2 separate regions of the Homo sapiens genome follow, and region 2 is linked to region 1. Evidence: chromatin loops called from intact Hi-C (ENCODE). Cell type or tissue: Panc1. All regions are shown on one strand. Each heading gives the region's core, and the rest is flanking DNA. Links, peaks and the distances in the headings are about the cores only.

Region 1 (7,806 bases), core at 1,642-6,641:
GGCAGAGGTTGTGGTGAGCCAAGATTGTGCCATTGCACTCCAGTCTGGGCAACAAGAGTGAAACTCTGTCTCAAAAAAAAAAGAAAGAAAGTTCATGTTCCCATCAAATTATAGCATGATATAGTGAAAATTTTGATGAAAATAGCCGGTACCATTTTTACAAAATGTTTATGGAAGCTAGACTGTGTCAATATTGTGAGTATATCTATACACTTTAAAGATACACAAAGTTTAAAAAGAAGGTAGAGTTTATCATAATAGCTATAAAATGTTGAAACTATTTTTTAAACTCTGATTAGTGTCATAAATCAAAAGATTTATGGAATTTTAAAATGGGCTTTGCTTTCTGTGTAAAAGAAACCCTTAAATTACAATATATGACACCAAATATTAATGGAAATCTGTATGCTGAATTCATTTTGGTGGTAAAATACTACACTTCATCCTAATCTGTTTCTTGGTGCTACTGCCCATTGATGTTTAGTATCTGGGCTCTCTTGCTAATCATAAGCAAGATTAGCTTGCTCAGTATGTCACCTACACATTCAGAACCTTGACTCTTCCAGCTCTAAGTCTGGGGGGAAATATCTCTGCCTACCTCACAGAAGGTGCATGGGAAATTTCACTGTAAACTGGAAAACAACATACAAATGTGATGGATTCTTATTGTGCCAGGAGAAAGAGAATAATGTAAACAGGGCAGAATATGACATTGCATTTTAAATTCAGGAAATTGCTCAGAGTTGGCGAACTCCTGAAAGGTAGGTTGAGATCAGGTGTAAAAGATTATGTGAAAAGCATTTGGATACTATTCTATAGTCAGTGGGGACTCACCAAAAATCTTTGAGCAGAGAAATAACATAATTAAATCTGTGTTTAAAAAGCTAATTTAAGATGAATTGGAAAAGGAGAGATTGGAGGCAGGGTAATCATTTATTGCATAACCCAGAATAGGGATAATAAGGGTCTGATTTACGGCAATAGGTATGAAAACGATGAGACACTAGCAAATACAAAACTCATTTTATAAATAAAGTTAGACATCACTTGGTAACTACTGGGCTGTAGAAGTAAGAGACAGCCTGGCTTGGTTGGCCAAATTGATCTGATGTCTTTGGTCAAAAGATGAAACCAAGAAAATGAACGTTTAGAGGAGGATGGAATGTGGTTAGTCTTCAGTATGTCAAGTCAAAATATCTATATTCATCATACTCAAGACTTGTGCCTGGCACATGATAGGTGTTCAATAAATATTTAGTGAGTGTATTGATGAAGGAAGGAAGAATTAAAGACTGGGAGAGATTCAAGGGAAGTTCTACAGAAAGAACTAGAAAATGTTGATCTATATGACAGACGAGAAAAGAGTAGAAATACCAATTCAGAAGTCAGCATTTAAGCAAATAGCATCATTGAGATCTGGAAGGGGGAAGAGATAGAGAGGAAAGAGGACAAAATACCCAACTCCAAGAAAATAGGATTACGTATGCCCAATCCTTGGCATAGAATAGGGTTCAATAATAATCATTCATTGACTACATGAATGAAGAAATGCATGAGTACCAACTTTTCAGGGGTAGATGAAGAAAGAGCAGCTGGGAGTCTCATAGTAGCCCTTGGTGTTTTCTGAGGCATTTCGTACGAATCATAGACTAATTCTACAGTTCAACATCTGGCTCCCATGAGGATATGTGAATGACATAGTCTAAATTTCAAGCAACCATGAGGAATTTCTTCCCCTTGTCTTTCTCACTTCAACATGCTTTATTTTTGGTTTGACTCATTTACTTAAATCTATCATCAAATTGCACTTGCAACAGATTATTATTTCCATAAGATTTCACATACCACATCAATGACAGGAATTTATAACGTTTTCTCACGTAACTAAAAGTGGGCCAAATAGAATAAAAATATTCATTCCATTCACCTCATTTATTATGGTACAACCAGGTTGACCAGAGGTTTTGGAGCTATTAGTTCAACATCTTGCCCATTATTTGGTAAAGCCCTCCAATTTGGAGAGAGAGGATATTTCAATCTCATTCCGAGTTGGCCTTTCTCTTATAGGCCCAGTCTAGACATCTGTCTAGCAGATGAGGATATTGGGACAAATAAGAATATGTAAATAATAGAAAATTAAAATTAAACTAAAGCTTTTAGGAGTCATAATGTAAAAGGCTTATATCTACAAAAGTCATATTTGAAAAAATAAAAATATAAACTAGGTATAAAACAATGAAAAGGAAAATAATCAATTTTTAAATATCAACTATATGAAATGAAGGTACAAAATTGATTGCCAAAAGTGAAGCAAGCTAGGGCTGGGTGCAGAGGCCCATGCCTGTAATCACAACACTTTGGGAGGCCGAGGTGGGTGGATCACCTGAGGTCAGGAGTTTGAGACCAGCCTGGCCAACATGGCAAAACCCCATCTCTACTCAAACATACAAAAAAAATTAGCTGGGCGTGGTGGCGTGTGCCTACAATCCCAGCTACTCAGGAGGCTGAGGCAGGAGAATCACTTGAACCTGGGTGGCAGAGGTTGCAGTGAGCCGAGATCGTGCCATTGCACTCCAGCCTGGGCGACAAGAGCGAAATTCCACCTCAAAAAAAAAAAGTCAAGCAAGCTAAAATCTTCACAATTTATAATAATTTTAACTTTCATCATTCTGTTCTCTCACCAAAAAAGCCACTGTTTTTTTTACAGCTGATACATGATTGATAATTTGTATTTACCACTGCCCTTTGGCTTTGCCCGCTCTCTGAAGAATTAAATAACAAAAAGACAGGTTGAAAGGAGGTAACTGAAGAAATAATAATATTAGAATAATATATAAACCAGAGCACTGGTCATTGAATAATCACAAGTTGACTATATTTTAAAAATATAGTCATCATTTATCATTATAATCCAAGAAATCTTGTTTCTCAGTTAATAAAAATTTTTCCCATAAAATGACTTCTAAATGTCAGATGAATGTAATTCAAAGAATGAGAACATAAAATTAGTGTCTGTTTTCAGAAGCACCATTAAGGCTTTTTAGTAATTTCACTGACTTTTTAGATTTTCCAATTGAAGATCCACCTATAGACCTTTCTTTCAACTCATTACTGTGTAGTAGAAATAAACTTTGGGCAGCTCTTCTCAGCTCAAGGGCCCTGATGGATTTGAAAACTATTTTCCCCACAAAGGATGATTATACAGATTTGCTACAATCATCTTTGACTATTAGGGATTAGAAAGTCAACTGCTACTTGAGGTGAGGAGCTATAATTCATAAAGGATCTAGGTTAAGATGACAAGAAAGATTAGAAGATAATGTTGAAACTACTTAATCAAAAAAGATCACCCGTATTTAAATATACGTGTATTCCTAAAAATCTGAGAGGGCACTTTAAGGTAAGGTAAAGACTTTTTATCTTTTCAACGTTGTCATTAAAATGTTTGCTCCTAACTTAAAACAATTTATTATATAAAAAAGTGAATTCAATAAAGTAAAGGATAGGTTGAAGCTACTAAAAAAAAAATCATCCGTCGGTAAATACCCATGCATTTATAAAAACCTGAGACACCTCTTTAAGGTAAGGAGGAAGACTTTCTCTTTTAACTTCTCTAAAATGTTTGTCTCTTAAAGCAATTTACCCACTTGGAAAAGTGAATTTAATGTGTTTGTCTCTTCTGTGAAATTATTCCCTGAAACTCAAAGAAAACCATATCATTTTTCCACACACATATACACCCTATATAGAAATGTAAGTTTATATTGAAACATGGATCAAAGTTGCTTATAGACTAAAGGGCAGAGCTAAATTCTAGCTCATTACATCTCTGCTATGTCAACACCATGGGACTTATCTGCAGATTTTTCAAGATATTGAAAAATCTGACCTATTTTTAAAAATCTATCTTTAACAATATTAGCATAGGGTATGCCTGCTAGGTGTCTGTACATATGAGTTTCTAAAGGAGAAACTACTTTATAGTGCCTTCAGGACTCATGTATGAAATTCAAAAATAGGTTGCTGTGAAAGGTTGAAATAGATTTTGGTCCAGCTCAAATATTTGGTATACTAAGGAAGAGTAGAGTCAAGAAAATAATATTGACATTCTCCAACTCAGTGTAATCTGCATCAAAAGAAAAAAAAAAAAGGACCACCAGAGTTTTAAAAGAGAGGCCCTTAATTTTGGCCTTACTGTTGTAAGTTTTCCTCTTTGTTTTTGTTGGCCTTGGAGTCCTGTACCTGAGCATAGTTCTTGATGTTTTTTCTGGAGGGTGAGCAAAGAACAGTGTACACCATCTAGTGGCTCAGTTCAAAATTGCTGCAGTTAACGAAAGGCGAGTTTGAACAGGAAGCAGCAACGGGTGTTTGCAACCATGGGAATTAACAGACTTCATTCTTCCTTCAACATTTCTCCAAGAGGCTGAGAAACGCTGAAGTAGTTGCCATGAATTCCAGAGAGAAGCTCTCACAGTACACAAAAAGATTCAATCTAGGAAGTTAATTTAAATAGCCCACAGTTAAAATCCTACTTTATTTCAACTATGTATCTATAATTACTCTGCTTTAATGAGAACTTTTTACTTGCCTTCTTAGTACCAGAATTAATATTACTACTGTAATACTTTGTTCTATCAGGAAGTGGGCAACTTGGATGAAAGAGGAAATGGGTTCCATTTGTGATCATATGCTAAATGAATTGCTTCTTTAAATAATCACCAAAGCTGTGGTCGCCAGCCTATAAACTCATAGAGAGCCATGGAGCTAACACACAAGGAGTTCCTGAATCCACAATCAGAGGCACATTCTCTATAAATTGAATGCATAATATCTTCTATATACACTGGGTTCACCACTGCAGTTCAAATGCAATTAGTAAATTGCATTTGTAAATTGCAATTTGTAATTTTAGTAAATTTAGTAAATTTGTAAATTTACTAAAATTTAGTAAAAAAGCATTACTAAATTATCAATAATTTACTTGTTACATAATTTTCATCAACAAATATTAGTATATCACTCTCATGCAGGAACATGCAAAAATATGTTTATTTATATGTAAATTTTATCAAAGGTAGATTTTTAAAAGAAATTTAATGGTGTTGATTTCTGCAGTCCCACTTCTAGGAATTTACTCTTAGAAAATAATTATTTGCATGTTCCAAGATATTCATTTCAGTGTTGTTTATAACAGCAAAAACAAAGAACCAAAATTAAGTGTTTTACAATTAGAAATCATTGAATAAATATTAGTTTAGCCATACCAAAAGAAATATCATACTACTATTAAAAACTATTAATGAACATCTACATTTATTAAAATGAAAATAGCTTACCATATATTTAGGTGAAAACAGCATATTACAAAAGCATATACACCATAATTCATGTTTACATATTAGTGAGTGAGCAAAGAAAAATGTCTAAAGGTTGTTATTTTCTTTATAATACAGATGGGGTCTCCCTATGTTGCCCAGGCTGGTCTCAAACTCCTGGGCTCAAGGGATTCTCCCACCTCAGCTTCCCAAAGTGCTGGGATTATGGGTGTGAGCCACCATGACCGCCTAAAAGATATTTTTTATCCCAAGAGAAATAAGTCATTTATTTTACAAAGCATAATAGAAAGAGAGGAGTCAGGATGAGCCCAAGGCTTTTGTCCTGAGCAAGTTGAAGGATAGAGTTGACAGTGGCTTAGGTGGGAAGGGGAATATTTGGAGAGAAAAGCCAGGGGTTCGTTTGGGGGCACTGGTAAGTTGAAGAGCCTATATGATACCCAAGTGGGGTTAGATTGAGGGTTTTAAAGTCATATTCTGGGGTTAACTTTATTAACTTTTTCTGTAAGGAGGAGGACAGTAGATATTTTAGGCTTTGCATCTCATTAGGTCTCTGCTCCAACTATTCAACTCTGCAGTTGTGGCACAAAAGCAGCATAAACTGTTGGGAGTGGCCATGTTCCAATAAAACTTTATTAACAAAAACAAAGTATTAAGTGTGGATGGAGGTGAGAAAGATTTAAAAGCAAGCTCTTGGAGCATGCTGGCTTACAGATTGAGGAGATGAAGAGCAACCAGCAAGGAGTATGAGCATGGAGCAGCCAATCAGGTAAAAGGAGGATCCAGAGAAAATGATCTCCTGGAAGGACACATTTGAAGGCGTGATCTACTAGGTCAAATGTTTCAGGTACATGATATGAGATGAGCATCGAGAAGTGACATTAGATTTAGCAACATGAAGGTTAATTTAACAACATTGTGTCCATGGAATTATGAAACTAAAAACCTAACTGGAACAGGTTGAAGTGAAAATGGGAACAGAAACCCTAGAAATCTTGAGCAAAGACAACTTTTTTGAGGACTGTTTATATAAAGGGAAAAAGAGACATGGGATAGGTAGAAAGAAGAGGATATTGATTCAAGAGATGTCTTTTTTAAAAGTGACCAATATAGCAGCATGTTTCCCTGCTGATAGGAGAGATCTCATAAAGAGGGGAAAATTAATGACGCAAGACATAATAAAATTGCTGGAAGAAATATCCTTGAGTATTTGAGAGGACCTAGTACACAAATAGAGAGCTTGACTTTAGAAATGAGCATGGAAGGTCCATCCAGGCTAACAAAAGGAAGGCACAGTACAGGTCTACTGATGCAGGTAATTTGGTAGGTATGAGGCAGGGAAGCTGTGGGAATTCTTTTCTAAATGTTTATATTTTCTTAGTGAAATAGAAAACAAGGTTATCAGCTAAAAGTAAATCAGGGAGCAGATGTTAGAGAGTTGAGGAGAAAGAACAAATGTGAAATAGTCATTTAGGACAAAGGTGGGCAAACTTTTTCTGTAAGGGCAAGATAGTAAATATTTTAGACTTTGCAGATCATTAGATCTCTGCTGCAACTATTCAACTCTGTGGTTGTGGCACAGAAGCAGCCAGAGACAATACATAAATTGTTGGAAGTGGCTGTGTTCCAATAAAACTTTATTAACAAAAACAAATGGTGGGCCAGTTTAGGCCCATTAGCCCCTCGATCTGAGAGAATAGGATAATTAATGGTCTAAGAAAACATAATAGGAATTTCAGGCAACAATAACATGAATGTAAAATGAGGCTTATTCACATAGCGATGTAAATTTATCTAGTCACATTCAGCTCTGTGGGTTTTCACATGGGGCTGAATATAGACAAGATTTGGTTCAGCTATACAACTACGAAGGATAAAGCAAGAGGCAAGAGAGTTGAGTGTGTATGCCAGGAAATTACTGCAAAGATGAGCTATGAAAACTAAGCTGAATCAGGAGGGAATAAAGATATGATGGTATGATGTATGAGGAACAGTGAAAAAGAGTCAGGCTTAATGGATTTAGGCCTTGCTACTAGCCCTTGATGCTCAGATACTCTTCCTGAGGGAAGAGGACAGTTCATTAACTACTTTATTAAAGAGTAAGAGATAAATTGTGATTCAAACTTGTTGAGTGACTGCATAGAGCAGCCAACGTTTTGCAGGTAAGAGTGATGTTACTCCCCATTTTGTCACCAGGAAAATGAGAATCCAAATCTATTGAGAAGTAGTGTTTGAATAGATTTGTACTGTAAACACAATACCATTGAATAGATTTGTATTGAATAGGTTGTATTGTAAACAGTCTTGTTTATAATAATATCTAGTTTCTCAGTTATTAAAATTACTCCTTTTCTTCCTCTTTTTATTACATAAAAATGTTCTTGCCTACTCCTTCTCCCCAAATGCTACATATACCCACTGTCACGTGCCAATTAATGGTCTTTTTCTTTTGCTGTCCCCCATTTTCTTTGCC
Region 2 (7,806 bases), core at 1,725-6,724, 500 kb before region 1:
GTTATTTGATAATTTTAGTTTATAAAAGCATAATCATAAACTGCTTTCATTCATTATTGCTTCTCGGGTTTGTTCTTATTTGAATAACTGGAAATGTTTCTCCCTTTCCAAGGAGGAGAACTTTATTCTTTATGACATTAATAATATTCTTCATTACTTTCAGATGTATCAGTATTTATACTCCATGTTTAATAATTTATGTTTTTTCACCCAAATGTTTTTGATTAGTTTTGAGGTAAGAGTTCAGACTCAGATATTCTATGAAACCTCGTGCAATTTATTCAAATTTATCATTTCAAAAGTTTCTTATCAGTCACCTCATGAGTCGGGGATATAATTGTTCAGGGTTAGTAAGTCCTGAGAGAATGATCATGCTCTCAGGCTCATTGGGTATCCATAGACCCTAACCTAAAACTTATTTACTCTTCCTTTACTCATTTTGCTTCTCATTTCCTATCTTGTAAAACATTGAGAACTGGACTTGGAGGAGTATTAGAGGAACATGCACTGGCCACATTTAGGGACAACAGTCTGCTTTAAATAAAGAAGGTTACTACAAGCATTAGCAAAATCATAATGCTTGAGGGATAAAGTGTCAGAAAAAATTTATGCCCAGCCTGTTGCCATGCATTCTAATGGAGTCAAGTCAATGCCCCCATCAAGCATTTGTTTAGCTATTATCATAGAGTAAAACTTATTTTCAACATGATAATTCAGCTTTATCTGAAAAACACTACTCATATTCACTATATTATGTGAAAAAGCAGGGAAACATATCATTTACTTTTAAAGATATTTATCCACCTTGTTTAATACCTGTAAGAATAGCTTGGGACTCAAAGATATAAATATAAATGTATATAACTTACATTAAAATTATAAAGATCTAATTCAGGAGCTGATGAAAATTTTTTCTTCAGGCTTCCTCCCGTTTCAATCCTAACTTCTTCTGAAGCTGGATTATATGGCCTTTCAGACAAGAGTGGTTTCCATGTCCCAGTGAATCAGTTCTCTCTCTAAACTTGACAAAGCCCTGCCTTCCAACAAGAAAAGGAGAAAAAGAATTAGCCAATACTGTGGAATTACTTATACAACTATTAATTAGCAGTGATGGTATATAATGTCAAATAATATTTAAAGCTACCGTTGAATGACTTGCTATTGTGCCAGGTACGTCCTGGACAATGTGTGTACCTTGTCTCATCCAATTCTTATAGCAAGTGGTTAAATTGTATCATTTCCAATGAATGCTGAGAAACAGAGGCTCAGGGAATCTAAGATCACACTCTTAAGTAGTGGTAGAGGTAGCTTCAGCTTAGCTCCAACCTGTTCCAAGTGTGTGCCCTTTCAACTGACCCCCTAAAGTGGGATTGCAAAGGAAGATCAGCTGTTTTATGAATAATCTACTGATATTTTCAATAAGTTCCCACAACAAGCTACTTATTATTTATTGAGAACTCATAGTGGGCATACTGCCAGGCCCCAATAAGGACTAAGAAATGGCAAGTGGGAAAGTGTATCTTCAAGTGTCTGAAGATCTTTGCAGAGAGACAAACCTTATATAAACAAGACAATTAAAATATGGTGTTAAAAATAATGGCAATCAAAGCCATCCTTGACCCTCATTTAATTTTTATAATTGCTTCTTAACTAGAAAGTGGAAAATTAAAATCCAGACCCATAGGACTTCAAAGTCCACTTGTTTTATCACTGTGAGAAAGGAAACATTATTTTATTGCATAGATATACACGTACATAGTGTATATAAATGTCTGTGTAGATATTAATACAATGCTATAATTAATATAATTCAATATCAAAACAGTGTAGAGAACAAAGTACATGTGGTCAAAATATATCAATGTTTTTTTGGGATCAACTATGAACATTTTATCGTTTTGGTCACACTAGCTCCTTCCTGTGTGAATTTCATTGGTTCTCTCTGCTCCAAGATGTCAATATCATTGGCTACTGATCAGACATCACTTAATAATTTGGAATGTTTTTGGTATGAATGATGTAGAGGAAAAACCAGGGCAAGATAGATGAAAGAGGAGAAGAACCTTATTTCCTGTAGAAGAAGAGGCTCACATCCACTAACTGTAAACAAAGTGATATGTTTTCAAATTTGCTGATAACAGCTATAACGAAGAGCAGAAAAAAATGAGTACTTAATGTTGAACTGCTGAATCAGAAAAAGGCAGGACTAGATTTGAATTCTGGTTCTGTCATTTACCAACTAGTTGAGCTTACACAAGCTAATTAATTATCCAAGTTTAGGTTCCTCAACTCTAGGTGGCTATCTCATTATTATTTCATAGAGTGGTTTTTGTTGTATTAAATGGGATATTATTTAAAAGCAGAGATATTAGTTTAGTCCTTCCCAAAATATTAGTCTTGCTGCCTTTATAGCTAACTGTGCAAGTGATTTAATTTTCTGTATCGGTAGACTTGTTAACTAATGTGGATAGAATAAGACTGTGTTGAGCTTTTTCAGATACCTTAATCTGGACACTGAGTTGCTGCTCAACTTTGGCAAGCAAGTTATTGTTACCAGTATTGTTTTAACCATGTTTTGATATTTTTCTACTAGTATTGTTCCTTACATAACTACTGAGTTCACCATAAAAGTTATTTTACCTTTGCATTATGATGTGTTTAATTGCAAATGATAAAATACAGACATGCACACACATGCATACATACACCTATTCACATACCAGCTTAAACAATAAAAAAATCTATCATCTTATGTAACAGGAAGCATAAAGCAATAAAAAATGCATCATCTTACATAACACCAGCTTAAACAATAAAAAAGGCATCATCTTACATAATTGGCAGAGCAAGCTGCAGGGTTGGTTGATTCAACAGCTCAATACCAGGCACTCATTTTTTTCTCTCTCCACTATGGCTGTTGGCAGCAACCTTGAAAGCATGATGTGTAAGTCACATTTAGTGGGTATGAGCTCTTCTACATGGAATTAAGAGCTTCTCACTCATTTCCTCGAGCTATCTTAATATAGCTTCTCGCCCCTGGACAATGGGTCATATGCTGGTTGGACTAATCAGAATATATCTCTTGGAGGAGGGGTTTTCTTGAAATGCCTAGAGAACAAAAGCATGCTGGATAGGCAACCAAGAGAATACACTGTTCTTCCATAGATTTTCTTCCACCTGGATGATTTAGATGTAGCCCTATGGAAGTAGACCTTGAGAAAAACCAGGGAATTTTTCCAAGGCCTGTCAGTTCAAGGGTCTTCAAGATTTTTCATTTTGGTCCTTTTAAAATGTCTCATAAATGCATTTTGAAAAATAAAATGTGAATTGATTAGTGGCACATGGAATTCTTTCTTCACAGGAACAAATTTATAACTATGAGATTTAAAAGGGAACATGCACAAACTGTGTTTGATCATTATATGCAAGAGAAAAAAGACTGTGAAGAGAGAATCTTTGAGGAAGATCAGAGATTTAGAGTGCTCCTTGCTGTAAGACAAAAAACTCTTCAAGATACCCAAGTGAGTATTATTTTTGCATGTTTCAAAATGAAAGGAATATAGTGATAGTCAAATTAGCAGCTAGTTTGAGACAATTTTTATCCTGAAGTAGCAAGGGTGTTAAGATTTTAAAAATAAATTTGTTAACATAATAAACCTGGAAGTTTTCATTGTTTCTTCTAAGTAATTATGATATATTCATAGAGCATATTGTACTTTTCAATGCATTTTATGTGTACTCTCATTTATTATCGTACTTTATTTTGAAGTCTATTAATATAAAAATGTAGGCTATATTTATTCCAGAGTCCTTTTATGCTTTTAATGAAGGATGTGAGAATGAGAATGGTTATCATTTGTTTCTGAATAAATATACTTTGAATGTTTACCAACCACTTTTTTGAGGAATGAAAATATGTCACGCTCTTCTCCTGTAGAAAAATTTTGCATAATATTCTAATGGACCTATAAATTTACTTGTTTGAAACAGGGAAATTGTATTAAAAGTTCTTTTAGGCCTGAACTTTTATTAATCAAATTATATTAAGCTATACCTATAAAATGTTTGCATTCAGTTAAATGATTCCTATCCCATTTTAAATTTTGCAATAGTTTTTGTTACATTTAATTGTAATGAATTAGTACCATATTTAAATTACATTTAAAAATATTACTCATTTTTGGAAGATACAAAGGGACATCTTTTCTAAGAAGCAAAAATATTTTCCGTAGTATTTTAAAACTCTTTTCTGTGAAAGTTTTCAAAGTATATGTAGTATCATAATATATGAGCTATTTTTGATCTTCATATTTATATATTCAAATATGATATTTATATATTCAATTATTATATCAATATTTCCATTACTTTCCCTACTTTTTACATATCTAAAGACGTGTGAGAACTTTTTTTTAAAGACTATTTGGAACAAATGTACATTGCATGAACAAGTATGTGGGTGAAAGAACATATCTTCTTAGTTCTATTGGTTTGTCTATAAGAAAATTATTAAGAAGAGAATAATACTTTGTTAATAACAATGCTAAGTAACATTCTTCTATTTTAAATGTGGCCATTACATTTTAGAAAAGGGTTTTCTTGACCTAAAAATATGAAAATAATTGGTGCCATCTAGTGGCAATACGTGATGCCTCTTCTTAGAGCAGTTGCTGAAACCGATGGCTGAGTTTCAGATGTGTGAGCTACGAATGGATTGGAGGAAGCTTAGACTCCAATGCACCTCTCAAAGCAAGAAGGCTTAAGTTATTTACCGATTTAAGCATTCTTCCCCACCTCACATTTTATTAGAGCAGTAGAATTAGTTATTTGAATTCAACCACATTTTCTAGTCACAGTGGTGCTGAGAACACAGTGGGGTCTCAATAATCATTTATCGACTGGCATTCCAGCACTATAATGGAACAATAATAATTAGTGAAATGGCAAAAGATGGTCAGCAGGAGAGAGATGAATAAAACATCCTCTATAACCAGCCTCTAAATTATTGAGATTTGCATTTCTTTTCATCAAAAAGCCTGTCCCTGCCTTTCTACTCCCAACTGTACCCACCCCCAGCCACTTGGAAGCATTATATGGTCTCATGATTTTTTCTGGGCACTGATCTCTATCTGAACTTGTTTTGGTAATTCATTTATACCTGTCTTTTGTCTGCCTATCTCCTGCCAGAATAATTTCTTCTCTAAGGGGAGGGAATTTTCTTTTATATCCTTTTCTGTATCCTAAAATCTCAGTACTATGTCTGGCCAGAAGTACGCAATAAATATGTGTTGAATGAATAAATAGATAGATAATAGATGCTTTTTGGATAATTTTGCTGTCCACATGCTGCTAGTAGCAAGAAGCAGGAGCATTTCAGAAATACTGTTCAAACTCCACCAGCCTGATACTCCTGATACTTTACCAAACTCATCCTGGGTGCAGAAGCTGAATCAATCTCTCTCTGTCTGTGTGTGTCTCTCTTTCTCTCTCTCTCTCTGTCTGTCTCATTCTCTTTCTTTTCCTGATACTTCCTACTCTAGTGAAAATGGTTAAATCATCTATTGCTTTCTAGCACTTAAGGATTCTGTTAACTATGTCAACAGTGCTTGTCAGATAACCTTAAATTTATATGAAGTTGTCTCTTACCAGTTTCTTGGATAGCTCTTGTTGTGCATTCACCTTATGTGACCAGAATCATAGAGTCTGAAGATGCAGAGTTTAGAGATTGATGTGCCTTATCATTAATGATGCTATTTATTTATGATTATGATCAGTTATTGAGTGTTAAATGGTGAAAAGACGATGTGATTTCTCGTAGAAACCTGATCTCATCCCTGTTTAGGAAGTGGTAAAGGTGTAAATGTGTATGTAATGTAAAGGATCCCTGCAAAGAAAAGAGTCTCATTAAAGGCATCATTATAAATGTAATGTTACTAATCTGAGGTGTTCCTTTTGGGCAAAAGAATTGATCACAATTATGGATCATCTGTAGGGATGGTTTAATAAAATACTTCATAAAAGTCACAAGAGTTAATGGAGAATATGAGAAAACACACAATAGAATTAGAAATACCAACAGCTAATAAAGGTAAGAAAATATACACAAACTTCAGATAACATACAGACAGCATGGTTCTGGAGTTAAATTTGATCTCTCTTCAGTAGGCAATTCCATATCATATATCCATAAATGGTAGATTTTTTAATAATGTCATGGCATTTTTACTAACTGTCTATAATTTGCAAATGCCATTGCTTAAGATCAAATTTTCAGTGTACCATATTCATCAGAGGACTGTAGCTCTAGCTAGTGATGTTTGTCCTTGCTTTTGGAAAGATCTATACAAAATTGTAGGTTATATATGATATAATTTGTTATGAGTTGTCCTTAGAAGACCTGCTGTATCGCCTATGTCATTTCCTTTCTCTGTGTGTTCTTTCCATAGATTTGCTGTCCCCTCTGTAATTTAGCTTATGAGAGAAATACAATGAACTACACTGGAAGAACAATTTCCAGATTGAGTTCTAGTAGAGACAATCTCCCATTCCTTGTAGAGTTAATTGCTTTTTATTCTGCTCCATATTTTCTACTCTCAGGAAATACCTCTTCCTCTGGCTATAGCAGTCCCAAATTTGGATATAAAATTATTTTTGACACTTTCATGTGGAAAAGTTTTAGCTTAATACACTGTTTCATTTGACCACCAGGTACTGGAATAGTAAACATTTCAAACAAATTTATTCTCTGAGATATTCTAAAGATTATCACAATTTGTATATTATTCTCCTATTGGTCACTCTTCATTTCTACATTCTCACAACTATTTCATGAGTATTACTGTATTCAAGGCACTCAATGTTGAATGACCGAAACCCTATACTCCATTTTCAAGACACATCAGCAGGAAGATGGAAGATTTGAAAAACAGACTTGAATATAGCGGTCACACTCAAATTATAAATATCATGACCACATCCAAATTACAAACAGTAAATTGTGGCCTTATCCACTGTTCTAAAAAAATTAGAGATTACTTTGAGTAAAAAAAATGACATATTCTGTGGTCTAAATTGTGGGAAATGAATATGTGATAAATCTGGAAACATTTAGGGGAGCTGACCAATGGATTTCCTGGGCAAGAGTTATTTGCCTTAATGACAACCTTCCTGTCGCAAAGACTATTTTACTGTAACATGAATTTTTTTTAAGTTAGGAACATGTTTTACATAATTAATATTTCTTTTAAAAGTACTTTTGATAGGATTGAGCATCAATTAATCACACACAATTATATAAATTAGGCTTATCGTATTGCTTTTTAAAAGTAACTTGTTAAAATCTATCTCTGTTTGAGGAATGAACATTTTAATTTGAAGATGGTGGCAAGAGTGCTAATTTTGTATCAGAGATTACCTCATGTTTTTGCGCAGATCCGGTGCTTCAATGATCACAAGTACTTAACAGGAGAGGGTAGCACTAGAATATAGAGGAAGGATGGGGCGTGGATATGGGTGATTCCTAAATATAAATTTAATAGATTTTGAGTGTTTCCTTAGAGCATTATCCATTAAACAAGGAAGAAGCTTCTCTTATTTGTAAATCTCTCTCTAGCATCATGTCACTCCTTGTGAATATGTGGCAGAATTACTGCTAATACTATATTAAAGTAATATCTATCTGAAATTTGAATAGATTTTTTATTTTCTGCATTGACAATCAACTACCATTTTTAGCTTTTATTTTTTTAACTACCTAGAAGCATCTATTGCAATTATTTGGCTATAGTTCAATTTTTCTAAAAATTA

The links. Peaks named below come from ENCODE experiments on the same cell type or tissue, not always from the same donor. Only the 100,000 strongest peaks of a DNase experiment are listed, where the experiment ranks them.
Region 2: a loop joins it to region 1, with 3 times the contacts of the local background. A loop is called at or near these places in 11 of 110 quality-filtered maps.

What each region holds. Positions count from the first base shown.
Region 1 is chr18:32,711,232-32,719,037 of GRCh38, reverse strand. The region is part of intron 3 of KLHL14 (kelch like family member 14); the gene reads left to right. All of the region lies in intron 2 of LOC112268208 (a long non-coding RNA gene), which reads right to left. Among named protein-coding and RNA genes, the nearest start is that of KLHL14, 58 kb to the left of the region's middle. In Panc1, for the core only: CTCF peaks have their summits at 4,089 and 4,305 (motif pointing left); a DNase peak (open chromatin) is centred at 4,307; H3K27ac peaks cover 283 bases.
Region 2 is chr18:33,207,611-33,215,416 of GRCh38, reverse strand. CCDC178 (coiled-coil domain containing 178) reads left to right here. Exons shown (of 23, transcript NM_001105528.4): 20 at 3,362-3,521. Among named protein-coding and RNA genes, the nearest start is that of CCDC178, 230 kb to the left of the region's middle. In Panc1, for the core only: CTCF peaks have their summits at 4,472 and 4,672 (motif pointing left); a DNase peak (open chromatin) is centred at 4,686.